Linked DNA regions of Mus musculus: all the other regions are linked to region 2. Evidence: chromatin loops called from intact Hi-C (ENCODE). Cell type or tissue: left cerebral cortex. All regions are shown on one strand. Region 1 holds the start of H4c11 (H4 clustered histone 11). Region 2 holds the start of H2ac6 (H2A clustered histone 6). Region 3 holds the start of H2bc13 (H2B clustered histone 13). Region 4 holds the start of C230035I16Rik (RIKEN cDNA C230035I16 gene). Region 5 has its middle 7.2 kb from the start of H4c18. Region 6 has its middle 5.2 kb from the start of H1f5. Region 7 holds the start of H2bc14 (H2B clustered histone 14).

Region 1 (4,000 bases), 1.9 Mb before region 2:
TGGGGGCTGTAGGTCCCTCAGAGGCCACACACAGTTGCAGATAAGGGTCTTAGAGCCCTGGCTAAGTTGAATCCCCAAGTATATTATGGCAGAAGAGCACAGTTGACTTTAGACACGAGATGCTGCGGTGTCTTAGGGTTTCTGCTGCTGTGACCAAAACACAAGTTGGGGGGAAGGGTGTTTATTTGGCTTACACACCCAGATCACAGTCCATCATTGGAGGAAGTCAGGACAGGAACTCAAGCAGGGCTGAGGGCAGGAGCTAATGAAGAAGCCATGGAGGGGTGCTGCTTACTGGCTTGCTTCTCATGGATTGCTAAGCCTGCCTTCTTATAGAACCCAGGACTACCAGCCCAGGGATGACACCACACAGAATGGTCTGGGCCCTCCCCAACCTATCACTAATTGAGAAAATGCCTTACAGCTCTATCCTATGGAGGCATTTTCTCAACTGAAGCCACTTCCTTTCTGATGACTCTAGCTTGTGTCAAGCTGACACACAAAAGCAACACAATTGCTCCTTGTCAACTTGACTCACAAGCACAGCACTATCAATCGTCCACTAGATGGGTCTGGTCTGCTTGCTGGCTGGCACACATTCACACTGTGTGAGAGTGAGAGTGGAGGCCTGGATGATATAAAGGTCGTGCCTCATGTTAATGACTGGCGAAGGGACCGGAACGCCTTAACACTGGCAGACCGGTTGACAGAGAAGGATCCTAGCAGTTTTTCAATCTGGGGAGGTCTTGAGGAGGAAAAGGAACATGAACTCAACAACACCCTCAACTCCAACTGCTTCCTGGAGAGGGCAGAAGGGAGCACAGGTTTGGTGGGACCCTGTATAAGAGGCTACAGGGGAGATTCCAGGGGTAGTAGGCCAGTGTGGATGGGGCCAGGGTGTGGGTGTCAGCAACGAAGTAGAGGCAGGAAGCAGAGTAGGCAGGGAGGGTGGAAGTGGATAAAGGGGAGAGGGTTAACCTATAAGTGGAACCTGTAAAGAAGAAGGAGGAGCAGGGAGGAGGGGAAGAAGGTGGGTAAGGGGAAGAGGCTAATTGTGCATGGCCTTTAGCTCAGAGGGGAAGACAGAAGGCATTGGTATAGGCAAGAAGACTTCAGTAAGCAGAGTATGTGATTTTTGGGGGGGGGGGGTGGGGGAGGTGGGGTGGGATTGGGAAAGGATTAGGTGGAATAGGAGAAAGGCCTGGGTGCAGAGAAGAAGGCTGTCCACTAGACAAAGCACTTAGTGTGTAGGAGGGGGAGAGAAGAAGAGAAGGGGTGGAGACCCAGTGATTCAGATGACGGTTGCTCGAGGTCTGAGTCCCTGTATGTCTGAAAATGCTGCAACCTTGGCCTAAGCCATCGAGCACTACAGACGGAGGGACAAGAATTCAGTTCCCCCAAAACGTGAACAAAGGGAGTCCAGACCATTCTTAAACCAGCAGAAAATTTCAAGATCACGAAGGATGTTATAGTCAAGAGTGCCCTCTAGTGGCCATCCAGACGGGTCAGCGTGTACTGAGGGCAGACCAAAGAACAAAGGAAAGTCAGGCATTTTGGATTCCAGCCCACTTTGGATAAATTTTGAAGTAGGCACCCCAAGGGCGACTGAGATAGTGTTTAGACCCTGTCTTGCCCTTTTCCAAGCCAGGGTTGGTTGCCAGAAACTCTTAGGTGAGGGTGATGACATGTTAGCCTGAAGTTTTCTCCAAGCATATGGGGTTGAGGGAAGGACAGCAGACAGGGTTTCCCAGATTGTGTGGTGTGAGCAGGGGTCCAAGCAAACTGTGAACTGAAATCGGCTTAAAGGTTTCTATAAATTCTTATAAACATATTAAAATGGCCTTTTGGAAGTTTGAACTAAAAAAAAAAATTGAAATGCGGTTACAATAGAGAAGGAACACAAGGTAATTCAGAGCACGGTTTGCACGGTGGAAAGTGTGTACTGAGCACCAAAGCGCCTTAGCAGCCGCCTGCAGTGTCCTCTCTGGACGGGGTTACCGGTTGTTAAGGGGCCGCTTGGCTTTCTGTATTTTGTGCAATCAGTGTACTGATTGTGCGCTCGATTCTCCAAACTCTTAAAAGGGCGTGAGGAGCTAGTTCCCTCAGAAAGCACAGACAGGGAAACAAAAGGCGCCCTTTTTCTTTTTGGTAAGTCTTCCCCTCCCCCACGGCCGCGGGCGCAACTTCCCGCCTCCTCCCTGCAGGTTCTCATTTCGGTCCGCCCGCTACAGTATAAAAAGACGGCGCTCAGGCTCCCGGTCAGCATCTCTGTTCTGAGCTGTCCTGAGTGCAGTCATGTCTGGCAGAGGTAAGGGCGGGAAAGGGCTCGGTAAAGGTGGCGCTAAGCGCCACCGCAAAGTGCTGCGCGACAACATCCAGGGCATCACGAAGCCCGCCATCCGCCGCCTGGCCCGGCGCGGGGGAGTGAAGCGCATCTCCGGCCTCATCTACGAGGAGACCCGCGGTGTGCTGAAGGTGTTCCTGGAGAACGTGATCCGCGACGCCGTCACCTACACGGAGCACGCCAAGCGCAAGACCGTCACCGCCATGGACGTGGTCTACGCGCTCAAGCGCCAGGGCCGCACCCTCTACGGGTTCGGCGGCTAAGCTGCTCGCTTACACTATATTTCCCTAAAGGTCCTTTTCAGGACCACCACATCTTTTACAGAAGAGCTGACGCTTGTTAACTGAGAACTGGAGTGAAAACGGCTCGTAACAGGTTGTCCAATCAGAACGAACATGTATGTGCTTAATTTGCATGCGGAACAATGCTAGGAAAGCTGAATAGTCCTGTCAAGTGGTGAGTTCACTAGGTGTTCACATGGTTTCACTCTTTTTATTTGTTCTAGGCAGTTTTATTATACTTGCCCATTTTTCTGCTTCCACCTCTTAAGGATGCTTCCCTACTTAAGTCATTTCATACCTTGCGACAGACCACTTAAGTTCAGGATTTGTACATTCAGTTGTGTAGAATGAGGTTGATCTGGCTTTATAAACTATGCTGTCTCGGATGCAATAAAATTCTGAATAAAACTGCCAATATGGGGGAGGTGTGAATTTCTGAATTGAGTTTTTATAAGCCATAAAACTTTAATTAATAAATCATAAAACGGCCAAGAGTCAACAGTTAATGAAGGTACACTGTTACTACGTTTACACTTCCACATAAATGTCAATAGAAACAATTTAAGTTGTCCAATGCTTGCGTTTAGTCTGTTCCACATGGGAGAGAGCATGTGGTTTTGCTTAATACACATTCTAATTCCATGTATTTTCCTGCATGTTTTATGACTTCATTTTTCTTTAGAGATGAGTAATATTTATGTATGTTTGCTTGATTAACAAATTTTTCATTATCCATTTCTCTGTAGATGGGCAACTAGGTTGATTCCAATTCTTTGTTATTGTGAATAAAGCAGTAATTAACATTGAGGTAAAAAAATATCTCTATGATTCTCTATATTCTTTGAATATATGCTCAGGTTTAAAATAACTTTGTCATATTGGAGTTCTATTTTTAATTTTTTGAGAATATCCGAACTGATTTCCACAGTGGCTGTATTGATTTGTACCCCACCCCGCACCCCAATACCAGTAAATCAGAGTTCCCTCCACATCCTTGCCAACATTTGTTGATGGCTTTCATCCTAACTGAAGTGGTATCTCAAACCACTTCACACATTAAATAGTTTTAATTTGCATATCCCTGATGTCTTGGATTATTGTTGAGCACTTAACAATAGTCACTGACCACTTACCTTTGTTTTGAAAACTATTGATTCAAGTTATGTGCTGATCAGCAGCTTCATTTTTCTAGCATTCACTTCCTGAGTTCTTTGTAAATCCTGGACATAATCTCCAGTCTTATACAGAGCTAGCCTAGATTTGATCCCATTTTGTAGGTTGTCCATTTGCTGTTCTGATTGTTTGCTTTGCAGTAGAGAAACTTTTCATGTTATACCATCTGTTGAAACTTGACCTTAGATCCTGTGCTGTTTTT
Region 2 (4,000 bases):
TAATCCTCTATATAACAAAGGGTACCCATTATGTAATAATTTTGCACTATTTCAATTTTTCTTCTCATACTCTCTTAGGTGAGGATGGTTATAAAATATCAGTGTTTGAAGTGTATGTTTTCTAATCCCAGGGACTTAGTTAATTTCTTTATTCTGTTTTTCATCAAAACATCTACAATAGCAATAGCACTTGTTTTTGACTGTTGCTTACAAGGATTAGTGAGGAACACATATCTACCCAGCATGCAGTGGTGCCTACCCAGCAGCCATCTGTCTTGATCAGCCTGTGCTCTTCTAATTTCAGGGTACACACTACAGAGTCAGGGTCTTTTCATAGCAAAGTGAACACAGACACAGAAAGATGTTGGGATAGGGGAGCTTAAAGGCATTCCTGAAGGTCTCACACCTGGGAAATTTCCGCTCAAAAGAAAATTGACAAGGAAATGAAAATGATTCCAAAGCTGATATGAAGTAAGTGAGATCCAAGGATCCAGGTTCTCAAACTTGAAGGAATCCCGAGCTGGACTCCTGACCAAACAGTAGTAGCTATGCACAGTGATATCAGACTTCGTAAGCCCAGCTTGCATGTAGTCACAACTATAGTTCCAGCACTTAGAGGGCGGAGGCAAGAGATTTCAGTAGTCCACAGTCATTCTCAGCTGCCCAGCATGTTTGAGGGCAGCCTGAGGTATAATGGACCCAGCATAAACAAACAATGCCATTCTTCTTCAGCAAGGCATGTTGACTCATGCCTGTACTCCTAACATTTGAGAAATGGTGGCAGAAACCTCAGGAGTCCAAGGCCAGTCTTAGTTATGTAGTAAGTACCCAGGCAGCTTGGGTCTCATGAGATCCGTTTCTCCCAAACCCAAACAACTCAGAAAACTCCTTTTTCATTTTCATTTTATTTTTTCTAAGCCCACAGCACCCAATATTCCTACGTGGCCTCCCATCGGAGTGTCAACTAGGCCTGACACTGCTTATCTTCTACAATCAGTCACATTTAGGTGGTATGATCATAGAACTTTTTTTTTTTTTTTCTCCTAGGGGGAGTCAATGTGATTTTTTCCTCAGCCCTTTATCTTCACAGTTTCTGGGCATCCGATCATTTTTCTTTTAGAATAACTGCTGGGGAAGGAGGAAGAAGCTGCCTGGGTTCTCCAGTATCAGTAAGACTGCAAGCACTAATTTCTGGTTAACACACACACACACACACCAATGGGCATGGTTGTGCATTGCCTTTATTCTCAGCCCTCCATAAACAGAGGCAGGCAAATATCTAAGTTCAAGGACAGCCAGGGCTATACAGAGAAACCCTGTCTCTAAAAGCAAGCCAGCCAGCCAGCCGGCCAGCCAAGCCAGCCAAGAACAGATTCGAAATCTGGGAACAACCAAGGAGCTTGCTTTAAAATGTAAAATTTTTGTAAAAATGGATAACGTTGGTAATTCATAAGAACTCCATGACTACCTGCATGTGAGTTAGAATGAGCTGCCATCATCAGAGAAACTCCTGCAGCAGATGAGGACAAACACAGACTCATGGTCGGACATAACGGAGTAGGTGGTAGGCTTATAGTACTAAAAACATACAACCTTCAGCTGGCTTACATTGACAAACATTAGTATTCGGCTTAGACCAGAAGTTCTGAGACCTTTGACTTTAAGCTGCCCAATCTATCAAATTCTAGGGGGTACTACCAATCTTAATAAAGTTTACTCTACAAAAATACTCCCAAGTAATTAAAACTGTTAACAATCAAGACCAGTCGTTACTATCTAGAGCCCACCAGATTAGGGTAGAAATTATCAATAGAGTATCCTGTTCAACTCTTCTTTTGAAAAAGTGGGGGCTCTGAAAAGAGCCTTTGGGTTTGAAGTTTCCGCAGATTCTGTTGCTTATTTCCCCTTGGCCTTGTGGTGGCTCTCGGTCTTCTTGGGCAGCAGCACGGCCTGGATGTTGGGCAGGACGCCGCCCTGCGCGATGGTCACGCGGCCCAGCAGCTTGTTGAGCTCCTCGTCGTTGCGGATGGCCAGCTGCAGGTGGCGCGGGATGATGCGCGTCTTCTTGTTGTCGCGGGCCGCGTTGCCCGCCAGCTCCAGGATCTCGGCCGTCAGGTACTCCAGCACGGCCGCCAGGTAGACCGGGGCGCCGGCGCCCACGCGCTCCGAGTAGTTACCCTTGCGGAGCAGCCGGTGCACGCGGCCCACGGGGAACTGCAGGCCGGCCCGGGAGGAGCGGGTCTTGGCCTTGGCGCGAGCCTTGCCGCCCTGCTTACCACGTCCAGACATAGTAATAGTGCTGTGTAAGTAACAGAACAGTAAAAACAAGTTACCAAGACTGTACAGACGCGGCAGCTTTTATAGTAGGTTCCTGGGTAGTAAACGCTACTACTTGATTGGTTACAAGTGAGCTCATTGATATAGCCAATAGAAAATCTGCTTCTGGAAACTTCATTTGCATAATCCCACCCATGAACCCACTACTTTTTCTTCTTCCAATTAGCTGAGACTGGTTCGAAATCCTTCATTAGCATAAACGCCCTATAAGTAGGAGAAGTCCGTTCCCAGCCCACACTGAGGTTCCTGTGTTTGGAAATCCGAAGATGCCTGAGCCTGCGAAGTCCGCTCCCGCCCCGAAGAAGGGCTCCAAGAAGGCCGTGACCAAGGCCCAGAAGAAGGACGGCAAGAAGCGCAAGCGCAGCCGCAAGGAGAGCTACTCGGTGTACGTGTACAAGGTGCTGAAGCAAGTGCACCCCGACACCGGCATCTCCTCCAAGGCCATGGGCATCATGAACTCGTTCGTGAACGACATCTTCGAGCGCATCGCGGGCGAGGCGTCCCGCCTGGCGCATTACAACAAGCGCTCGACCATCACGTCCCGGGAGATCCAGACGGCCGTGCGCCTGCTGCTGCCCGGGGAGCTGGCCAAGCACGCGGTGTCGGAGGGCACCAAGGCCGTCACCAAGTACACCAGCTCCAAGTGATCCTGCCAAGTAAGCCTCCGTAGCGAATTCCAAAGGCTCTTTTCAGAGCCACCCACTTTCTCAAAGAGAGAGCTGTGGTAGAACAGTGCGTTCAGTTTTACCCAGAAGCAGATGACAGGTGCTTATAAATCTTAAAGGCAGTGGGATACTTTTAGCTTAATTTCAGTCTTGGTTACATTTAGCTACAACCATTTTGTTGGGAGAAAAAAAAAAAGCCTTGCAAACGTCACTTCCGGTGAGGCGGACTTGAGTCCATCAGAACAAAGTTGTAGGACAGGAGTGACAGACTTTGAAGAGGATAATTGTTGCCATTAGGAAGTTTGTCTTTTATAAGTTGTAGGTTTTACTTTGGAAAGAAGTGGCTCCAAGACTGATGTTAAACATGAGGGGTCTGTAACAAAGGACAGGCTTTTCATTTGTAGATTTAATATCAGATTACCGAGCTATCTAGCATGAAATCTTAGACCAGTATCTTGGTAGAGTATTCTAAAATATGACCTGGAATTGTCAAACTTACGGCATTGAAGTTCTGGTAAAAGACGGAACTGAATTGTTCAAATGCAAATGCAAATGTATCACTTTACCGTACTTTGGCCATACTAAATTTTCATAGTCCAAGTGACGTGAAAGTTTAGAGAAATGAGAAGATCCGAAGCAAGCAGTGGGGAGAGGCTGAACTGGAAGGACTTAATGCAAGAAATCCCAAAACGAACGCCGTTGCTGTGTCTGTTGACTTAACAATTCAAAATATAAGGACTTCAGAGTCATTAGCGGAGTTTAGTCCTCTGCTTGTCCAAATGAAAGGCGAATATTTCCATCACCCTAGTTGCCCCCTGAACAAACTTGGCCATAAATACTGGCTCGCTTCTTCCGGCCCCACTTATCTAAGCCTTTGTCTTGCCTGTTCGAAGAAACAGTACACTTGCTCTCTTCCCCACAGAAGTTAACAGCATGCTATCATCTACATCATTTATTTCTAGAAGCTGTGCCTAGATATGGTTTAGGATTACATTATG
Region 3 (4,000 bases), 2.0 Mb before region 2:
ACATTTCTTACCCTTCACCCTCACCTCGCTGTTGTTAGGAGGTCAAGGCTGTTCTTTACGGCTTACTTTTTTTTGTCTTAACTAGCTTTCAAATGTCTGTTATGTGAGACCCTATACTCTGCCTAGAGGGGCCAAGCAAGGAATGTCTTCTTAGTGGAGAATCAACTGGGAAACTCTGGGCATTTGAGTCAGGCCTCGGTGGCAGGACACTTCATGAGTTTGTTGGGGTCCAGAAATTTTTGTTCATATCCAGTTTTTCAACTTTGAGATTAAAAAACAATAGCAACGTTTGTTTGTTTAGTCTGGGTCATATTCTAAATGTTTGCTAGATAACATACAAAAGATTTAGGCTATTTCATATTTAAACACATACCTTCTTCAAAACTGGAAGCCCCAGCCAGTGAAACTGTGTTGTCCAGGAACACAGTGGGCACTGCCGCTCCCCAGCTCCTGCCAGTTCCTACCGGCTTTATGGGTACCCACACTCTGATTGTTCTTATCACAGAGCTAAGAAACTATTAAAACATGTTCTGCTCCTTATTGAAAGAGGAATGCTAAGACAATGGACCTAAAAAATTAAGATTTCCTCTAGGAGGGCTGGAGAGATGGCTCGGCCATTAAACGGCTAGGCTCATAACTAAAAATATAAGATTTCCTCCAGGAATCCCAAGAAGGGGAAGGGGAAGGGGAAGGCTGACATCCTGACTCCAGCAGTTCTCACAGCAGGGCAGCCTAACTCACCTAGAACCCAATGCTTCTTTTTATGGTGTCTATAAAACTGTAACACTGCTACAGGAAAAGTAGAGAGTGCATGGGACCTCGTCTAACTGAATGAATCTACTTTACTCAGTTCTGCTTCCTAATTTCTTTCAAAATTTGGGGAAACTAGAGTGGCAGGATTAGGGGCCTAAGTGTCTCATACACTATCAAATTAAAAACAAAACAAAACAAAACAAAAAATACAAGCCAACAATGTCAGGAGGCATGGATGTCAAGAAAATTTTTAGAAATGAAAGGTGGTTTCAAATGTCCAATGACTATTGGACCCCGTGAGTAACTCACATAAACTCCGTTTTAGAAAATCTTCAGTTGTTGATTTAGCTATAATGTTAACTAAATGCAGACTTTTAAAATGAAAGAAAATGTGGAATAATAGCAGGTTGAAATAAAATATAGTGTTAAGTGTGGTGATAGATTAAATGCCCATGGTCAGCTCTTGTCCTTGGTATGACTGTATTTGGAGACAGGATCTTCACAGGCGGGAGCTGCAGGTAAGTGGCTGACCACCTTCCTAGTGACTTGCCTTCAGTCCATTTCCATTAAGAATGGTCCTAAGAGTGGGGTGCTTACCAGAGAGACACCAGACTGAAAAGGTCAAGGGCACGGACATGAAGGTAGACACCTGCCAAATCCCAGAGAGAGCCCTCAGGAGAAGCCATATCTGCTCATGCCTTGATCTTGAACTTTAAGAAAATATCTGTCTCTGTTTCATATGCAACCTTGTCATTCTAATAATATTTTAATAATATCTTTGGTTATAAATAAGCACTGGAAAATGCCAAAAAATAGGGGACAGAAATCTAAAACTAAAAAACATGTCTTTAATGTTTTCAGGTATTTTAGAATGATTTAATTTGATTTTGTGTAGTTTTTGTTTCTGACAGCTCTGACCAGACTCTCCCTCTATGTGCTCCAGTCTCGTCTGTCTTGCCTCCTCTCCTTCAGTCACACACGAATGACTCTTGAGAAGTTAATATAACTCTTTCAACGTTACTAGGAAAAAAAAATAGTAACATTACAGTAACTCACTGGTCACAGCATTTTCAGTCTGGATGAAAAACACCCAAGGCTTATGATTCTGTTTGTGGCCACAAGATGGCAGAAAAGAGCAGCACATTTCACAACACTGCAAAACTAGATTATTCTTTAGCCCTCCACCTGTCCTGCTTTAACTGCACACTGAAGTGGTTTTCATACAGAGGGACTGCGATGGTGACCTACAAAATATGATTTACAGAAGAGAGGTCACGAGGTAACGGAGAACGCTAATATCATGAAACATCAAAAATGATTTTTGAACTATCGGAATTATGGAGAGTTGCAGAACCTGGATGGTGCATGGAAGTCCCACTAATATTGGGGGGCTACCCCACGCTTTTAATTCACCTCCAACTCAGCGGTCATGCTGGGGCCCACTGGCTTTAAATGCAGTTTTGACGCTTGCAGCTGGACTTAGGACCATGGACATTCAAATCAGTCTTGAAGATGGCTTCTCTGAAGCATACTTTCTCGTGAATTTACACTCAGGTTCCATTTTCGCTTGTACGATAAATACCCACAACCACGCAGGACAACTGGCCTGTGCTTACGCAGCATACTTTTCAGTTAGGAGGAATGAAAGGTTGGTTGGTTGGGGTGTGAATACCAGTTAATGCTTAATTTAAAGCTTCAGGATACAGTGCACACTCGTAAATAAAAACTACAGGCTGCTGCGAATTATATTTCAACTGACCGGAGAGGCAAAGCCTGACTGTCCATTAACCCTTAACTTCCAAACGCAAACTGCTTACTGCATCTTTTGGCATTTTACCTTATGCCTTGTTAGGTCCAAGGCAAGAGAAGCGTCATCAATAACCACGCATGTGCAACAGCTTTTCCAGAGGAAAGTGTGGGTGGCTCTTAAAAGAGCCTTTGAGTTAGGAGTGTGAGTTAAACGAGCTCACTTGGAGCTGGTGTACTTGGTGACTGCCTTGGTGCCCTCCGACACCGCGTGCTTGGCCAGCTCCCCGGGCAGCAGCAGGCGCACGGCCGTCTGGATCTCCCGGGACGTGATGGTCGAGCGCTTGTTGTAATGCGCCAGGCGGGAAGCCTCGCTCGCGATGCGCTCGAAGATGTCGTTCACGAACGAGTTCATGATGCCCATGGCCTTGGAGGAGATGCCGGTGTCGGGGTGCACTTGCTTCAGCACCTTGTACACGTACACCGAGTAGCTCTCCTTGCGGCTGCGCTTGCGCTTCTTGCCGTCCTTCTTCTGGGCCTTGGTGACGGCCTTCTTGGAGCCCTTCTTCGGGGCGGGAGCGGACTTGGCGGGCTCAGGCATACTGAGAGGATGAAGTGAACTAAGTTGAAAAAGGATAACTAAAAGTTAATGACTGTTCTGGCTGCATTTTAAACAAACTTACGGCTATGCCGAACCTGAATCACCATACGTCATGTACTAACAGTCCAATCAAAACAAGGGATTTTCAAAACCAGGGCGCCATTGGTAACCAATGTGTAACCAATGAAATCTCTCCGTTTTCGCGTCCAGCCTTGACTATATATACTATGCGTATACCGTTTTTGCTTCTTACTGCGGTGGTTATCTACAGCTGAGTTATGTCTGGACGCGGCAAGCAGGGCGGCAAGGCTCGCGCCAAGGCCAAGACTCGCTCCTCCCGGGCCGGCCTGCAGTTCCCCGTGGGCCGCGTGCACCGGCTGCTCCGCAAGGGCAACTACTCGGAGCGCGTGGGCGCCGGCGCCCCGGTGTACCTGGCGGCCGTGCTGGAGTACCTGACGGCCGAGATCCTGGAGCTGGCGGGCAACGCGGCCCGCGACAACAAGAAGACGCGCATCATCCCGCGCCACCTGCAGCTGGCCATCCGCAACGACGAGGAGCTCAACAAGCTGCTGGGCCGCGTGACCATCGCGCAGGGCGGCGTCCTGCCCAACATCCAGGCCGTGCTGCTGCCCAAGAAGACCGAGAGCCACCACAAGGCCAAGGGGAAGTGAAACCAAACATTACGAATCACCAAAGGCTCTTTTCAGAGCCACTCACTTTCTCCAAAGAGACCTAAACACTACTGGGATAGTGCATTGTGGGAAATACGTGTATTACCTCTCCTAGTTTTCCCTGGCTTGTGGTTAGTTCAACCCCCTAACCTTAGCTAAGAGTATATTGGTTTTTGGAAGGCAGGCACCCAACCTCGGACCTAGTACATAAAACAGACACATCTTGAAC
Region 4 (4,000 bases), 250 kb before region 2:
AGAATCGATTTCTGGATACTGTCGTAAAAGTTAGAGGACCTGAGGGATGTGAGGATTGGTGCAGACCAAGGAGTGAGTCAAAGTCGAGCCCAGGGAACTAGATTGCTTTTCTCGGCCGAATGTTTAATTCCCATCTGGCATCTGGATTCTGTGCACAAGGTCCCAGCACCGTTGTTTCCGTGCTCTCCGCGTCCTGGTCCATTTGTACGCACCCCTGTGCGATTCCCAGAACTGGCGGTACCGTCTTTCATTTATAGAGGGCGCAAGTAACCCCGGGACTGTTCCGTGACAACCAAGCCACAATCTCACTTTTTGCTATGTAAAACAAGATGGCCTCAAAGAGGGGGCAATTCTCCTGCCTTAGGACTTCTTTCTTCCCCTTCCCTGCAGTTCTGGGATTATAAAACACCAACCCTAACTCAGGAAACTCTTTCTTAAATACTCCATTTTACTTTCTCCACTTCAGTTTTTATCATCTTGTTCGGATTTTATTAGACATAAAAAAAATCATATCAACAAACACACTAACACCCCCTCCACCCCACCCCCACCCCCACCCCACTCCCACTCCCACAATTTCTGTTTGATGAGCTGAAAATAACAGCGAGCATTGAATTACATCCAGTTATCAAAAGGGAGTAAGGTAGCAGCCACTTACCATCAGAAGGGGAATTAGCTCAAATGGTAGAGCGCTCGCTTAGCATGCGAGAGGTAGCGGGATCGATGCCCGCATTCTCCAGTTTTGCATTTATGCCTGTTTCTTTTCCCATCATACCCTGCTAGAACAAGAACAACCAAATCCGTTACTTCTAACCTCTATAGTTAAATTTCAGAAGTTCTCTCAGCAACCCGGAAGGGCCTAGTTCCTACCACACACTGTTCTCCAGGAAATGGCTTGGAGCTCTGGAGTTGGTATTTCCTGTTTTCCTATCAAGTTCTCACAGCTTTCCCTTTGTTAACGCGCAAACGCGTTCCCTTTGTTGAGACAGGGAAGCGTATATAGCGGTGTTTGGATCTAGGTCGTTTGCTTTTTTTGTTTCAGTTCAGTTACCGGCACTGGAATATCCCGGAATACAGCCCAAGATATGGAAAGAAATGTAGGACCAGCTCTTGTGGGTTGGAACTTACTGTGCCTTGCAGAAACGCCTAGTCCAGGACTATCTAATATATTTTATATCCGAGGCCCAAACGTTATCTTTAAAGAAAAAAATTGAACTATTTTCTATCTTTCTGAAAATTATTTGCTTAGAGAAAAGTTCTGACACATGGGATGGAAGGTACAAGAAATTGCAAGCACAAAAACCCTTGTACAACTTTCGATATGTTGAACTGAAATCTTTGTCAATTACTTTGTCTTACTTAATATTAATCTCTCATTGACACGATTCTACAGGTAACTGATTTTGAGAGCAGGAGTAACGCAGTTTAAAAGGATTAGCACAAAATTAGCAAATATGCGCTACTGATAGGTGAGATTTTCTTTCTTTTTTTTTCTTTTCTTTTTTTATTTTTCGAGACAGGGTTTCTCTGTATTTTCTTTGAACTAAATCTCCTCTTGCATTTCTCCCCTAAAACTGCCATTCCGTTTCCAGCAATGCCATTTGTTTTGTTTTGTTTTGTTTTGTTTTGTTTGTTTTTTAAGAGAAACGCTCTAGCAGCGTTTTAAAGCCCTTGCAGCACATTAAAATCGCCTGTATAACTTTTTAAATTCGCATCCCCTAGGTTGTAAAATGTCTCCAGGTCATTCTGATTTACACCAATTTCCCCCCAGACTCTTGAAACAAAACCATCGTAACATAGTTAAACCAAAAGCTTGAAGGAACAGGATTTTCCTCCTGCCGTGAGGTGATAGGAAGATGCCTACTGAGAAACTTGAGCCTGAGGTCCAGCTGCTGAGAACGCTCTGACTACTGGAGGGCGCGCGTGCCCCACCGATTAACCACAGGACCTGTATTCACTCTCGGCCACTGGGCGGGTTCAGGAGCACACCCGGCCCCAAACCTCGTGTCTACAGGTCGTCGCCGGCCCCTTTATTCCAGGGCACAAGGATCTCCAGGGGTGGGGTTATGTGATCTATGACGTCAAAGCCTGCTTGGAAGTATTAAAAACTATTACAGAGAACAAATTATAAAATCTACAGTCACTACTTTGCACATCGAGAGTAGTATTGAGGTCAGTCAAATACGAAAAGTCCCGCTCAATTCTTTCGGAAACGAGCTCCCAGACGCTAAAAAAAACAAGGGTTCCTTCGAGCCGGATTCGAACCAGCGACCTAAGGATTTCTAGAACAATGACCTACAGTCCTCCGCTCTACCAACTGAGCTATCGAAGGATCCACGTGTACTTGCTTCCCTACTTGGGATGCCATCTCTGCGTGATGGTTAGAGTTGTATCAATCATTGTGCAAGTAACAGCTGCCTCTTACTTTTTAGTTTGCATTTATTCATTCTCTTATTTTATTTCAGTATCTCTTCAGAGCCAAATTTCTGTGACTTGGCCCCTGAAGAAAACGGAAGTTTGAAAACCAAGGAAACAGAAGCAAAATTATTAAGGGCTTTGAGAGGACCAACTTTTATTGCGAATTTAAACAGCTCGTTTGCCCCTGTTTGTCAGCAAGATTTGAGACATGTTAGTCTGTAGTTGCAGCAAAATTCTATGGTTGGTCCGGATGTGGTTGAATACACTTTTAATCCCAAAGCCAGGGAGTCGGGAGCAGTGAGATCTTAGTGAACTCCAGCCACAGCCTGTTCCACATAGTGAGTTTAGGGCCAGCCAAAGTAAAAGCCTGTGTAAACAAACAAACAAACAAACAAACAAGCAAAGGTGAGAAAGGATAGAATAAGATAAAGATGAATAAAAATAAGACTATGGGAGGAGAAACATACCAAAACGTCCTTTAACTGACATTGGTCTTTGTCGATTAACAAGGAGACCACATTAGCTCTTAATTAAAAAAAAAAAAAAAAAAAGACTGTCAAGATGAAATTAATATAGTTTTAAATTATCAGTCTCCATGCTGGGTTCAAGTAGGATTCAAATGCAAATTAATTTGATGGTATTAGAATTCCTTTCGGCTTCCCTGAGTTCATGAGGAACTCCAAATGACTCTTACTCTTCCTTACTCACGACAGACACATCGGACATCAGAAATCTGTCTTATTATTCTTCAGAGCCTACTAAAGATCGTTGTGTTGCTGTACATTGGAGTCACACACATAGGCAAACAATCCCCCACCAGTGGACTAGCAGTGTCCACTCCCCTGTAGTACAATGAAAGAGTTCTCTGCTATTGTTCAGTGTTTGTGGGATTTTGTTGTTCTGTTTGTTTCCCTGAGCAAGAATAAAAAGCAGACTATTAATCACTTAGTTGAGGACTAACCTCTTCATGTCTTCAAGAAATATCGGAGTAAATTGAATATAACATTCTCTTTCCCAACCCCAGCTGACTGAATGGGTTATCTTATTTTAGCTTATTACAGATGTATTTAATATTGTCCATTTTGTTCAAATGTACTTTCACAGGCTCAATTCCATGATTGTTAATCTAAAAGGAGAACTTGCAAAAATAATAAATACATTCTTGAAAGAATACTCCTCCTCCCCCCCCTCTTCTTCCTCCTCCTCGGCTTCGCATTATTCACCAAAGCATAAATTGAAGGGTGACCCCACTGTTACCACTTGTAGATGAATGCAGGCCCCTGATCAACAGCCCTGTCCTCCATGAGACTCCTGTGGAGCGACTTGAGTGGAAATCCATTTTCTGTTTTGTGTAACTTTGTAGTTTGTGCTCCTCAATCCGGAAGACTTTCCAAGAGGTCGCACCCAACCCAATTACATCCCGCAAGGAGGCTCTCTTGAACTGTGGTCCGAGGTGGCTGAGGACCTTCATTACATGCTGCTGTTCCTTTCCGTGTCCTCTCTGCTGCCTGCTCAGGTAACTTGAGCAAAGGATTTCCTGTTTCCTTCATGTAAGGCCCAGTCCGTCCTGCAAACTGCAACT
Region 5 (4,000 bases), 1.9 Mb before region 2:
GTTTCATGTTCAAAAGAAAAAAATGGTTAAAACTTTATCTGCTAGATTTAGCTTAACTTGTTTAGAAGGCAGTCTTAATTTGCACAGCAGAAACTGATAAGTTACCCTGCACTGTAGCTGGGAGTCAAGCACAGCTGAAGAAAAGTTTCTCTTAAAGGGGCCAGCAGCTTCTCACATTTTATGGTAAATAAGCTGATGGGTGTTTTCTTCTAGAAATTTCTCTAGAAATTGTGTTTATTGGGTTCAGCAAGTGACAAGGTGCTTTTTCTCTTGAAATTACAGCTAGAAAAAGCAAGAAAATTTTGTTTGGTCTAAATATATAAGATGTGTGTAGCCACTTCATTTTTGTTTTTGACTGGTTTTAAAGGTATAAGTAAGTTATGCATGTCTTGGTTATAGAGTATTGGTTTATATGTTATTGGTAATGATTAAAAAATTGTAACACTGGTAACAAGAAAGTTAGGTTAAAACTGGTAATTCAGGGTTAGAGTCATTTTAAACAACATGTGGCATGAGCCAACCAAGGAAATCAGGTCTCTAAAGATACTACTAAATTGGGATAATATTTTCTGTAATTCTTATCCTAGAAACTAGAATTATAAGACAGGATTTAAAACAATGTCTCTTTAATGAAGTATTAAAAGTTGCACTGTCGTGCATTCATATACGAGAACTGGCAGCCAAACTTTGTAATTTGAAAGTAATACTCATTGATTCTAAAGAGAATAGATGTCTACACTGTAAAGATTGAATTTTGCTTTTCAAATTTATGGTTTTGCTCTAATATTGCAAAAGAAACTTAAAAATTATTGTTAAACTGCCAGTGTTCCATTGGCTGCAGTTTGATCACAGGCTCAGGAATTTTAGCTCACCCATATCTGTGATTAAGAAAAAAATCAAGCAAGTGAATGTCTGGGTCCAGCCTCGACACAGGGTCAGAGTTCTCAACTGGAAGCAGGGATATCTGCAAGGGGCATAATAAATATACACAGACTGCTTTTTTGGGTACAAGCTGACAGGCAAGTTTTCAAGGCTTAAAGTTTCTCTTCTCTTTCACTCTCTGCTCTCTTTCTCTCTCGCTCATTCACAGCTTGAGGCTGCACACACTCTCTCTGCATTCTCTTGTGCTCTCTGCTTTTCTCCTCTGTGCTTTTATTTTCTTGAACTCTCACGCCCACACACACCTCTGTGCGTTCTCCTTTCACTCTTTCACACACACTTCATACACATAACACACACATACCACATGCACTCTTCTTTCACTCAAATTGAAACAACTTGTCTTTTGGATAATGGTTGTCAATTTTGCTTTTTGTATTTCCTGTAAATTTATCCCATAAAGAATGCATCTACTACTATATTAATAGACAGCTCATCTATGGGAGAGAAACATGTGATTGCATCACATGTTTATTCTCTTGAGTTTCCCTCCACTTCAGCACAAATAATTGAAATACATGCTGTAGGCACTGTTTTTAAAATGTTGAAAAACCAAGCTTTTAATTTGCATACTGGTAGCCAATATATAGATCATGGTTTGCAATTGCTTGAAATTGTTCCTTTTTTAGATACTGCTAGTTCTCAAATTTTACAATTGTTTATGCAAATACAGCTCAAGTTCAGGAAAAGTACTGATCCTTTAAAGGACTGCCTTTGGACATTTAAGAGCTCATACTAGATTGCCTGGACAGACCCTTTAGGGCAACGCCACAGCAGATTTGTATACCGTGCCAGTTATAGGCCTTACACTGGAACAATTGGCCATACAATCTCATGTTTCCATCATCAAAATAGTAATAGCTTGAGACAGCAATTTGGTATTTCTAGAGAATGTGCAAGTCAAATTGTAAAGACTTGTTCTCAGTGTCCTCAATTTCTACCTGTACCACATAATTTTTGTTAATCCTCAAGGTCTTACACCTAATCAATTATTGCAAATGGATGTTACTCATATTTCTGATTTTTGAAAAGTAAAATATACACATGCGACTATTTATACCTTTTCAGGCTTTCTAATTGCAACTGTTTTAACAGGAGAAGCAACTAAAAATGTAATTAGTCATTGCCTGCATTATTTTTCTAAGCTTTGTGTTCCAAATCAAATTTAAAACAGACAATGGAGGGGGCTGGAGAGATGGCTCAGTGGTTAAGAGCACTGACTGCTCTTCCAGAGGTCCTGAGTTTAAATCCCAGCAACCTCATGGTGGCTCACAACCATCTGTAATGAGATCTGATACCCTCTTCTGGTGTGTCTGAGGACAGCTAAGGTGTACTCATATATAATAAATAAATAAATCTTTAAAAAAAATAAAACAGATAATGGAACTGGCTATTACAGTCAAGCATATGAGATGTTTTGTAGACAATTTAATATTACCCATATTACTGTGATTCTTTATAATTGTCAAATACAAGGTATTGTGGAACTTTAAAACAATATCATCTTTAAGAAAATAATAGGGGGAATTATATCCCTGTACACCACATTATTTAAAAATGCTCTTTTTGTTTTAAAATTTTTAAAAATTTTGATGCCAAAGACCTCTCTGCTGAGTGTCTATGGCACCCTACAACTAGGCTTGGTCACACCTAGGTGAAATGGAAGGATCCTCTTACTGGCACATGGCATGATTGAAATACTGTACATAATATGGGGGCAAGGTTCTGTTGATGTTTTTTCACAAAAAGAAAATGGATCCCAATGGCTCCTGAAAGATTTGTTTATCAAGTGGATACAGATCACAAGCCTTCTAATGATTATTGATACCAACGATGAAGATGGCTCAAAATCCTTATCAGCCAGCTGAGTTAACCTGGACTGTAGTCTCCACGATTACTGGAGAGAGAGTGTTTTCTATCAATTCTCAAAGCCACCCCCTATAAACCTGGTGGCCAGACTTTGTGTTTGATCTTTGCCAATTAGCACCTGAATTGAATACCTGGGATACTCCCACAGACAACTTTAATCTTGTTGCTTTTAACGTTTGGACTTTGTATCTTAACCAGATTGGTTGCATTCACACAGGATCACTTTCAGCAAGCTCAGCTGTTCACCGTGGCAGTTATCACTATGAAGACATGCATTGAGTCCATGTTCATATGTCCTTCGTGGCTTTTGTCTGAATGGGAAAGAAAGTACTTTTGAAGGCCTGTTCTTGAGCCCCTTTCGACCTAAGATAGAGACAAACACCAAAAAGCCATGTTTGTCCTCTACAACAGGTAAGAAGGAGACAAGGACATAAGACAGACATGGCCGCCTAGCCACTCTATACCCTAGAGGGGATCATGGACAACAAGTAAATCCCAAGTCCAGCTCACCTTAAAACAAAAACAAAAACAGGGGAATTGTGCCTTTCCCCAGCCTTGAGTAGGCTAAACAGACCTGAATTGTTTGCCACAGTTGGTCTTCCATTGACCTAACCGACCTAGGGTGGAGTCCTTGCCCTTGCCTCACCTGCACTTTCCACAGGAGCAGACTGCCTGCTGAGCTTGCCTAACACATAATCCAAATCTATCTAAAATAAAGGATGGGTTTGTGGGTTTTTCCTATATAAACACAGAGCTTAGAATTAAACTTTGAGCCTTGATCAGAAACCTTTGTCTTGGCTTCATCCTTCTCTTGCCCGCCCGTCATTTTTCATTTCCAGCCTCCCTTTCAGGTACCCAGTTCTCCATGGCAGCTAGACAGCTATATAATAATCTTTCTCAGGGTTGATTTTCCTCTCCCAATTTACAGCTTATGACTTTTATTATCAGGTGATTGATTGACACACAACTGTTGTGTAATGTACTCGGGTGGGGCCTGTTTATTTGTGGCCCAAGTTGCACTAGAGGACTGCAGTCATGCTGTAAATTCACCTTCTTAAAGTAACAGTGGATAGGCAGGGGCTTCACTAATTACATCTGAGAGCTCCAGACTGAGCACAAAGTACTCATGGGTAAGAAAAACACAGGATGGAGTGACTTACAGTACTGAGGCAAGAGAAGACTATAAATGAGT
Region 6 (4,000 bases), 1.9 Mb before region 2:
ACATGGTGGCACAGGTTTTGTGAACTCAAGAATGTAAGGTTTGAGGCAAGTCCTGAAGAGAAAAGAGAACTAGAAAGCAAGAAATAGAAGGTCTAACAAGAAGGCTCTCCTTTGTGAACTTGGTCACTTGGCTGTTTGTCTTAGTTAGGGTTTTACTGCTGTGAACAGACACCATGACCAAGGCAAGTTTTATAAAAGGCAACATTTAATTGGGGCTGGCTTACAGGTGAAGAGGTTCAGTTTATTCTCATCAAGGCAGGAACATAGCAGCATCCACAGTACAGGAGGAGTTACGAGTTCTAAGTCTTCATCTGAAGACTGCTAATGGAAGACTCCCTTCCAGACAACTAGGAGTAGGGTCTTAAAGCCTACACCGACAGTGACCTACCTATTCCAACAAGCCACACCTGCTTCAACAAGGCCAAACCTCCAAATAGTACCACTCCTTGGACCAAGCATACAAACTACCACATTCAACTCCCCATAGGCTTGTTCAAACACATGAGACTTTGGGGGCCATACCTAATCATAGCATAATAAAATAGTACAAGTACCCCAGCTTCCAAAGTCCCCATAGTCTATAGCAGTATCAACAAAGTTAAAAGTCCAAAGTTCAAAGTCTCTTCTGAGATCCATCCAATCACTTAACTGTAATCCCAAAATCAAGACAGGAAACCAACTGGGCAAACTCCAAACTCTGCATCTCCATGTCTGATGTCAAAGCAGTTTTCAGATCTCCAGCTCCTTTTTCATCTTTGTTGACTGTAACAAACATATTTCTCCTGGACTGGTTCCACTCTCTGTTAGCAGCTTTCCTCAGCAGATAGGCCATGGCTCTGGCATCTTTAACATCTTGGCGTCTCCAAGGCAACTTCAGTGTTACATCTTCATGTTCCAATGTCTGGGATCCACACATGATCTTCTCGGCTCCTCTAAATGGCTGGCGTCACTTCTCCAGCTCTGCCCTCTGTAGCACTCTAAGCTCAGGTTGATCCACTCCACTGCAGCTGCTGTTTTTGGTGATCATCCCATGTTACTGGCATCTCCAATACACTGGTGTAGCTGTCCAGCAGTCATGGATGAACTGAAAGGGAGGCTGGGAATGAAAAAGGAACTGGAGGCAGGAGGGGTGGGAGGGCGAGAGAAGAATGAAGCCAAGACAGTTTCTTATCAAGGCTCAAAGTTTAATTTTCAGCACTTGCAGTTTATATAAGGAAACCCGACAGACCCCAACCTTTGTTTCAGCAGGATTGAGTTGCAAAGCAAGCTCATCAGGCTGTCTACTCCTCAAAGCTCCTGTGGGAAATTGCAAATGCAGTGAGGCCAGGCGACTCCAAATAGGTTGTAAAACCTTCCTGGGTTTGTTCAGCCTACTCAAGGATGGGGAAAGGGCACACATTGGGGACTTCCACTGCAACTAGGCTTCACCAATAGCCTCTCATATGTTCTCTTCATGGTGCCAAACCTCAACTTCTTTGCATGACACCTTCAGTCCTGGGCCATCAACTGCAACTGAGGCTGCACTTTCACCAATGGCCTTCCCCGGCCTCTCACAGTGCTGAGCCTCACCTGCTCTTCATGACCCCTTCATGCCTTCAAAACCAGTACCACCTGGGTAACTCTTACATATTTTCAATTACAGGGCTGCAGGAGGTACAATCTTGGCCATCTCTGAAACACAGCTTCTTTGTGCTCTCAGAAAACACTTCTCAGAGTTCACCTCAGTCAGGGGGGTCTCTTCTTAATCACCACTAATTTCTTAGCTCCAGCTAAACAGTATCAATTGTCCCAGTAGTCCCTTCTATTCTGGACTCTAAAGCCAGAGACACAATTCCAAAGCTGCCAAGTTCTGCTGCTTGCTGGGGCTGGAACATGGCCCCCTTGTTCTCTTACATAATCACCAGCTTTCTGTTTTCCAACTCCTTCACTGCCTAAGCTTGGTTGTCCAGGAACTTGCTCCGTAGACTGACTGACTTGGAACTCAGAAATGTGCATGCTTGTCTCCTAAGCACTGGGATTAAAGATGTGGTCCACCAAACCAGGATTTTTTTTTTTTTTCTTCACCTAGAACTTGCTTTGTTCTAGGCTGACCTTGAACTCAGAGATCTGCTTGTCTTTGTCTCTAGGAATTAAAGGCTTCTACAACAGTGCCTGGATCTAAATTTAGCTGGGTAGAACTTTGCCCCAAGGTCACTACTCCCTTAATTCAATTTAATATCCTTGAACACAAGACTCAGCTCTATTTCACTTCCTGGTGTCCCTTTAATATTCAAACTATACATTTTTTATTTTTCCTTCCTCAGCTTGCTATGTTTGTTAAAATGCTCTTCATAAGACCTAACCAAAAAACAAATCTCCGGTGGGTATTACTGAGACTTCCTTTGTCAGTGCAATTAATCTGAGTCTCTTTACCTTAGCCTCAGGCAGACTCCTTTAGACAGGGCAAAAAGTAGCCATGTTCTTCACAAAAACAGTCTCTCAGCCACATATTACAGTTCTTTTCCATTGAAACATCTTAGGCCAGCACGCCTAAACAGTTCAAATGACCCTTAGCACCACTGTCTTCCGTATTCCTAGTAGGTTGGCCAATTAAGCCCCACTTAAAGCATTCCAAGGATTTCCAAATCCAAAGTCCCAAAATCCACATTCTTCCAAACATAAACATAGTTAGGCCTATCACAGTAATACCCTACTCTCAGTACTAACTTAAATCCAATGGAGATTTGTGTGTGGGGGTTCGTATGCCACTCCTGGTACCAACTTCTGTCTTAGTTAGGGTTTTACTGCTGTGAACAGATACCATGACCAAGGCAGGTTTTATAAAAGGCAACATTTAATTTGGGGCTGGCTTACTGGTTCAGAGGTTCAGTCCATTGTCATCAAGACCAGGAACATAGTAGCATCCAGACAGGCATGGTACAGGAATAGCTGAGAGTTCTAAGACGTCATGTAAAGTCTGCTAGACTCCCTTCCAGAGAGCTAGGAGTAGGGTTTTAAAGCCCATGCCCACAGTGACACATCTACTCCAACAAGGCCACATCTGCTTCAACAAGGCCTCCAAATAGTGCCACTCCCTGGACCTAGCATACACAAACCATCACACTATTCTTAGTGCTTCCATACACAGCATTCTGCAACACAACAACTTAGCACTCTAAAATAATAAATTTAACTCAGTCCCGGAAGAACTCTAAGCTCTGTGTCTCCCATGCTGCAACACAGAAGGTACTTGTCTGGAAGTGTCACCTGTGAACACACTTCATGTAGATCATGCCACACCCTAGCAAAGCACCCTCCACCCCCAATGGCAGACATACAAGGGAGGAGGGTAGACAAGGTAACTGAGCATGACAGATGAGATCATCTAGCCGCTCACCACTGTAGGTGTTCCTCTTTGTCCCTCTGAACCCATAGGGTCATCACTAGAGAAGCCAGGATTTAACTTTTGTGTGTCCTAGTTGGACGGATGAGAGTTTAAGAGCACCCAGGTCTTTGTGCCTTAGGCTCAATGGTGTTCACTTGCCGAAGGGGCCCTGTAAACCTATCTTAGTTCCCTACAGTCCACCCTTATCTCATTATCTCCTATAAAACATTAGAGTGCCACAGTCACATTGGCAAAGAAATTGGTTCTTTTCCAGATTTGGGTCAAACTATAAATGAATCATTTCTTTTAACCAATTTCTCTTTCACAATTTCTTTTGGAATACAGCAAAACTAAGGCAGTGGTGGAGGGGTGGGGTGCTAAATGCCACATAACAGTTGTGGCAAGGAACAGAAAATGCCAGCGTTGGGAGAGGCAGTAGCAGGGATGCAGGTAAGAATGGATGTTAAGAGGGAAGGCTGCTTAGACAGGCCACCCCTGGCACTTGTGTCATCACCTTAGTGTTCCTGGTCCAGAACACAGGGCACACTGATAGCAGCATCAAAAAACAGCACCTAAATTAGTGTTTCCTTTCCTCTCTTGCTGGGCTTGCCCTTCTTACTCTGCCTGTAAACACAC
Region 7 (4,000 bases), 2.0 Mb before region 2:
GTGGTGGCTCTCGGTCTTCTTGGGCAGCAGCACGGCCTGGATGTTGGGCAGGACGCCGCCCTGCGCGATGGTCACGCGGCCCAGCAGCTTGTTGAGCTCCTCGTCGTTGCGGATGGCCAGCTGCAGGTGGCGCGGGATGATGCGCGTCTTCTTGTTGTCGCGGGCCGCGTTGCCCGCCAGCTCCAGGATCTCGGCCGTCAGGTACTCCAGCACGGCCGCCAGGTACACCGGGGCGCCGGCGCCCACGCGCTCCGAGTAGTTGCCCTTGCGGAGCAGCCGGTGCACGCGGCCCACGGGGAACTGCAGGCCGGCCCGGGAGGAGCGAGTCTTGGCCTTGGCGCGAACCTTGCCACTGCGACTGGACAAAACAAAATGCTGTGTACAATAAAAGTGCTGAGGCGGAAGAGTAGCTCACTCTTTGTTATTGACTGAATGGCGCTAAAAATGAAGACGTAGCATTGGCTAAGGGTCTAATATTTTAACCAGTAGAAACACAAATTTGAACAATATGCATTCTCATTGGATAGGTGTAATTTTAAACTAACCAATAAACATGCGACTATCTCTCGTCTCTATTTGCATAACAGCGTGTATATAGGGCGTTCACTTCGCCTCCTCTATACAGACAAATTGCAGTTTATCTGTGTTGTAACATGCCTGAGCCAACGAAGTCCGCTCCCGCCCCGAAGAAGGGCTCCAAGAAGGCCGTCACCAAGGCCCAGAAGAAGGATGGCAAGAAGCGCAAGCGCAGCCGCAAGGAGAGCTACTCGGTGTACGTGTACAAGGTGCTAAAGCAAGTGCACCCCGACACCGGCATCTCCTCCAAGGCCATGGGCATCATGAACTCGTTCGTGAACGACATCTTCGAGCGCATCGCAGGCGAGGCTTCCCGCCTGGCGCATTACAACAAGCGCTCGACCATCACGTCCCGGGAGATCCAGACGGCCGTGCGCCTGCTGCTGCCCGGGGAGCTGGCCAAGCACGCGGTGTCGGAGGGCACCAAGGCGGTCACCAAGTACACCAGCTCCAAGTGAGTTCGTCTGACTCACTCCAAACACAAAGGCTCTTTTCAGAGCCACTAAGCAGTTCTTTGAAAAGGGCTAGCACAGCACAAATCCAAGGGTTTTGTCTAGAGTACATTCCTCACTTTAAGAAAACACTAATGCAGACCATTTAATATTTATAAATCTGCCCTTCTGTTAATCTGGTTTTGATACTTGATTCCTATTTTAATCTCAAACTGGAAGGTTGCCATCACTTCAGTTAACTTTGTAAAAGTGCAGCTGAGTTTGTCCTTATGCCACATGGCACCATTCCTTTTCTGGGTCATTCTTGACTTTTTCTTGGCACCAGGTCTCTTGCAGACCAATATGGAATTACCATAACCACCCAGCCTGGCCTCAAACTGTATCTTCCTTAATTTCGGTGTCTGGGATTCCAGGCCTTTACAACCAGGTTTGACTTTCCAAGCCCCTGGTTTTTCCAACAGACTTGCCAGGTAATTCTAAATTATTTGTTGATTTTTAAAAATTGTCTTGTGTTGTACTGTTATTTGGTGTGACCTACTTTTTAACTGCACTTAATTAAGATTTTATTGGTATGGTGTTTCAAAATGGACTATAAAGGAGAAACAGCCTCAAAAAGCTTTAATGTTATTGCCCTTTTTATTATAGGTTTGGGATTCTACCTTCAAGCAGTGCCCCCCCCTCCCTCCCCCCCCTCCCTTGGGGGTTGAGGGGTAGGGGGCTCAAGACAGGGTTTCTCTGTGTAGCCCTGGCTATCCTGGAACTCACTTTGTAGACCAGGCTGGCCTCGAACTTAGAAATCTACCTGCCTCTGTCTCCAGGGTGCTGGGATTAAAGGCGTGTGCCACCATGCCCAGCTTGTTTTGTTTCTTAATCATCCTAGGTAAAGGTTCACTCAAGCATAATAGAAATGTCAAGAAAATGAAAATTATTTCTAAATCCCATCAGTAGGCTAGTACATTTACTAGATATGATAGAGTAGTAAATAGTCACATAAAGGTAGATAATTTTATTGTCCTATTTTGCGTTGTATTGCTGTTGTAAACACTATGACCATAAGCAACTTCGGGAAAGGGATCATTTGGCTTACAAGGCCTTTCTGATCCTTGAAGAAAGGGCAGGAACTCAAGCAGGAGCAGAGGCAGAAAGCAAACATCTGCTTTTCTTCCACCTGCCAGGACCACTCTACCCAGGGGTGGCAGCACTGATCCATGTAACCTTGTCTCAACCACATCGATCATTAATTAAAAAAAAAAAAAAAAAAAAAAAAAAGCCCCCACAGAATTATCCACAGGTCAATCTAATAAATGTATTTTCTCAGTTGAGGGTCCCTCTTCCACCTGATGAGTTTAGGTGTGTCAAATAAACACTAACCAGCACAAATATAAATGAAATTTTAGTACACAGATTTCAAAATGAATTTAAGCTGTTATAGAGTAAGATCTTAATATGACTTTCTAACCATTTTCTTTAATTATTATCTCTGATCTTTATAGTATCCTGTGGAACAAATTCTATTGTTTTCCCGGTTTTAAAGTGGAGGAAATTAAATAAGAATGGACTGCACTGAAGTCATAACTTATATGTCCTGTCTTGTATGAATGTAGAGACTCAGCTATGAACTATTTTCCAAAATAATTATACAAACCTTGAAAAGAAAATATGTAATACATTATAAAATGAAACATCTAAAACTCTGTCAATAAATTTGTTTTATTATTTTTACTTTCTTTTTTAAGAGTGAGAGAGTGCTTTGTACCCTGACTTGCTTGGAACTTACAAGAGTCGTCCTTCCTCAGCCTGCTGCATGCTGTCCTTGTAGGTACTCCCCACTACAGTTTTGAATGAGTCAGTTTATTAAGTATATAGGAAATCAAAAGCAAAAAGAAAACAGCAATTGAAGAAGCAGACAGACAGTAAAACTTCATCACGTAGGATCTCAGAATATCCAGCAGAGAGCAATTGAGGAAGCATCATTGAGGCAGTCAGCTGGATTTTATGGAGTCACTGGCAGAACAGTGTCTCTTCCTGGAAGACTTTAAAGTAAAAAAGACAAATAGCAACTGTGCAGGTGACACCATCAAATCAGTTGCTTACAACATGAAGCAGGAACCACCTGGGGAAGGGATAGTTAGCTGAGTTCCCTGTTGAGTTTTCCTCCGTGGCTGAGTTTCCTATAACTGGAGGACTAACATTTTTTTTCCTTTTTAAATCATGCGATAAACGAATGTCATATCTTAAAAATCATTCACCTTCTTTTTTTGTTTGCTTGGTTTTTCTTTTTTAAGATTTTAATTTATTTTATATATATGAGTACACTGTAGCTATCTTCAGACACACCAGAAGAGGGCATCAGATCCCATTACAAATGGTTGTGAGCACCATGTGGTTCCTCGGATTTGAACTCAGGACCTCTGGAAGAGCAATCAATGCTCTTAACCACTGAGCCATCTCCCTAGCACATGGTTTACCTTCTAAGGCACAATGTTTTATGCTTGGGCGATATTCTGTTCCATTCCTTCCATGCAACAGTAGGAGCGCCAGCTAATCCTTAGGGCGGGGGGGCTTGTAAGAGACTGATTCTTTGGGGGGGTATGGGGCAGGAGGTTGGGGGTGGAGGTTGGAAGGTGGAGGGTGTTCAAGACAGGGTTTCTCTGTGTAGCCCTGGTTGCCCTGGAACTCACTCCATAGACCAGGCTGGCCTGGAATTCAGAGAGTTGCCTGTCTCTGCCTCTCTAATGGTGGGATTAAAGGAGTGTGTTGCCACCAACCATCTGTAAGAGACTTTGAGACTAGCATACTTGAGACAGAACTGGTTGGGGAGTAGTGCAACCAACACTCCTGACTCTCAGAGAGAACTTTTTGGTGAACTCAGACAGCATACCTATATAGTGCACATGATCTCATTGTTCAATGATTATATCAACGACATAAGCCAACGGTAGATTAACAGGAGAAAAGCTTTATTACGTGAA

Evidence for each region. A loop is a pair of places that touch in the nucleus more often than their neighbours do. Peaks named below come from ENCODE experiments on the same cell type or tissue, not always from the same donor. Only the 100,000 strongest peaks of a DNase experiment are listed, where the experiment ranks them.
Region 1: it touches region 2 in a loop (3-fold over the local background); 3 of 42 quality-filtered maps call a loop at or near these places.
Region 3: it touches region 2 in a loop (4-fold over the local background); 11 of 42 quality-filtered maps call a loop at or near these places.
Region 4: a loop joins it to region 2, with 2.9 times the contacts of the local background. A loop is called at or near these places in 9 of 42 quality-filtered maps.
Region 5: a loop joins it to region 2, with 2.5 times the contacts of the local background. A loop is called at or near these places in 6 of 42 quality-filtered maps.
Region 6: a loop joins it to region 2, with 3 times the contacts of the local background. A loop is called at or near these places in 3 of 42 quality-filtered maps.
Region 7: it touches region 2 in a loop (2.8-fold over the local background); 12 of 42 quality-filtered maps call a loop at or near these places.

Annotation. Positions count from the first base shown.
Region 1 is chr13:21,732,801-21,736,800 of GRCm38, forward strand. H4c11 (H4 clustered histone 11) reads left to right here and starts at 2,234. Exons shown (of 1, transcript NM_178210.2): 1 at 2,234-2,656. The coding sequence starts at 2,296. The coding sequence ends at 2,607. In left cerebral cortex, CTCF peaks have their summits at 762 (motif pointing right) and 1,503 (motif pointing left); DNase peaks (open chromatin) are centred at 1,477, 2,177 and 2,654; H3K4me3 peaks cover 1,733 bases; H3K27ac peaks cover 544 bases.
Region 2 is chr13:23,681,629-23,685,628 of GRCm38, forward strand. H2ac6 (H2A clustered histone 6) reads right to left here and starts at 2,331. Exons shown (of 1, transcript NM_178189.5): 1 at 1,845-2,331. The coding sequence starts at 2,289. The coding sequence ends at 1,897. It overlaps H2bc4 (H2B clustered histone 4), which reads left to right and starts at 2,571. Exons shown (of 2, transcript NM_023422.3): 1 at 2,571-2,993. The coding sequence starts at 2,604. The coding sequence ends at 2,984. In left cerebral cortex, no CTCF peak of the experiment used is centred here; DNase peaks (open chromatin) are centred at 1,873, 2,461, 3,130 and 3,898; H3K4me3 peaks cover 2,424 bases; H3K27ac peaks cover 1,863 bases.
Region 3 is chr13:21,713,044-21,717,043 of GRCm38, forward strand. It overlaps H2bc13 (H2B clustered histone 13), which reads right to left and starts at 3,140. Exons shown (of 1, transcript NM_178199.3): 1 at 2,668-3,140. The coding sequence starts at 3,100. The coding sequence ends at 2,720. It overlaps H2ac13 (H2A clustered histone 13), which reads left to right and starts at 3,369. Exons shown (of 1, transcript NM_178182.2): 1 at 3,369-3,816. The coding sequence starts at 3,379. The coding sequence ends at 3,771. In left cerebral cortex, CTCF peaks have their summits at 1,871 (motif pointing right) and 3,428; DNase peaks (open chromatin) are centred at 1,330, 1,881, 2,704, 3,267 and 1 more place; H3K4me3 peaks cover 1,984 bases; H3K27ac peaks cover 1,593 bases.
Region 4 is chr13:23,430,746-23,434,745 of GRCm38, forward strand. C230035I16Rik (RIKEN cDNA C230035I16 gene) reads right to left here and starts at 272. Exons shown (of 4, transcript NR_015492.1): 1 at 1-272. n-TAagc13 (a tRNA gene) reads left to right here and starts at 667; the gene lies at 667-739. n-TYgta7 (a tRNA gene) reads right to left here and starts at 2,332; the gene lies at 2,245-2,332. Gm40833 (a long non-coding RNA gene) reads right to left here and starts at 3,927. Exons shown (of 3, transcript XR_873170.2): 1 at 3,676-3,927; 2 at 2,886-2,943; 3 at 2,551-2,785. In left cerebral cortex, CTCF peaks have their summits at 254 and 1,964; DNase peaks (open chromatin) are centred at 218, 729, 1,995 and 2,320; H3K4me3 peaks cover 2,771 bases; H3K27ac peaks cover 819 bases.
Region 5 is chr13:21,822,961-21,826,960 of GRCm38, forward strand. No RefSeq gene overlaps it. Among named protein-coding and RNA genes, the nearest start is that of H4c18, 7.2 kb to the right of the region's middle. In left cerebral cortex, no CTCF peak of the experiment used is centred here; no DNase peak of the experiment used is centred here.
Region 6 is chr13:21,773,413-21,777,412 of GRCm38, forward strand. No RefSeq gene overlaps it. Among named protein-coding and RNA genes, the nearest start is that of H1f5, 5.2 kb to the right of the region's middle. In left cerebral cortex, no CTCF peak of the experiment used is centred here; a DNase peak (open chromatin) is centred at 1,871.
Region 7 is chr13:21,721,445-21,725,444 of GRCm38, forward strand. H2bc14 (H2B clustered histone 14) reads left to right here and starts at 600. Exons shown (of 1, transcript NM_178200.2): 1 at 600-1,082. The coding sequence starts at 654. The coding sequence ends at 1,034. It also overlaps the pseudogene H2ac14. In left cerebral cortex, CTCF peaks have their summits at 237 and 2,198; a DNase peak (open chromatin) is centred at 564; H3K4me3 peaks cover 1,022 bases.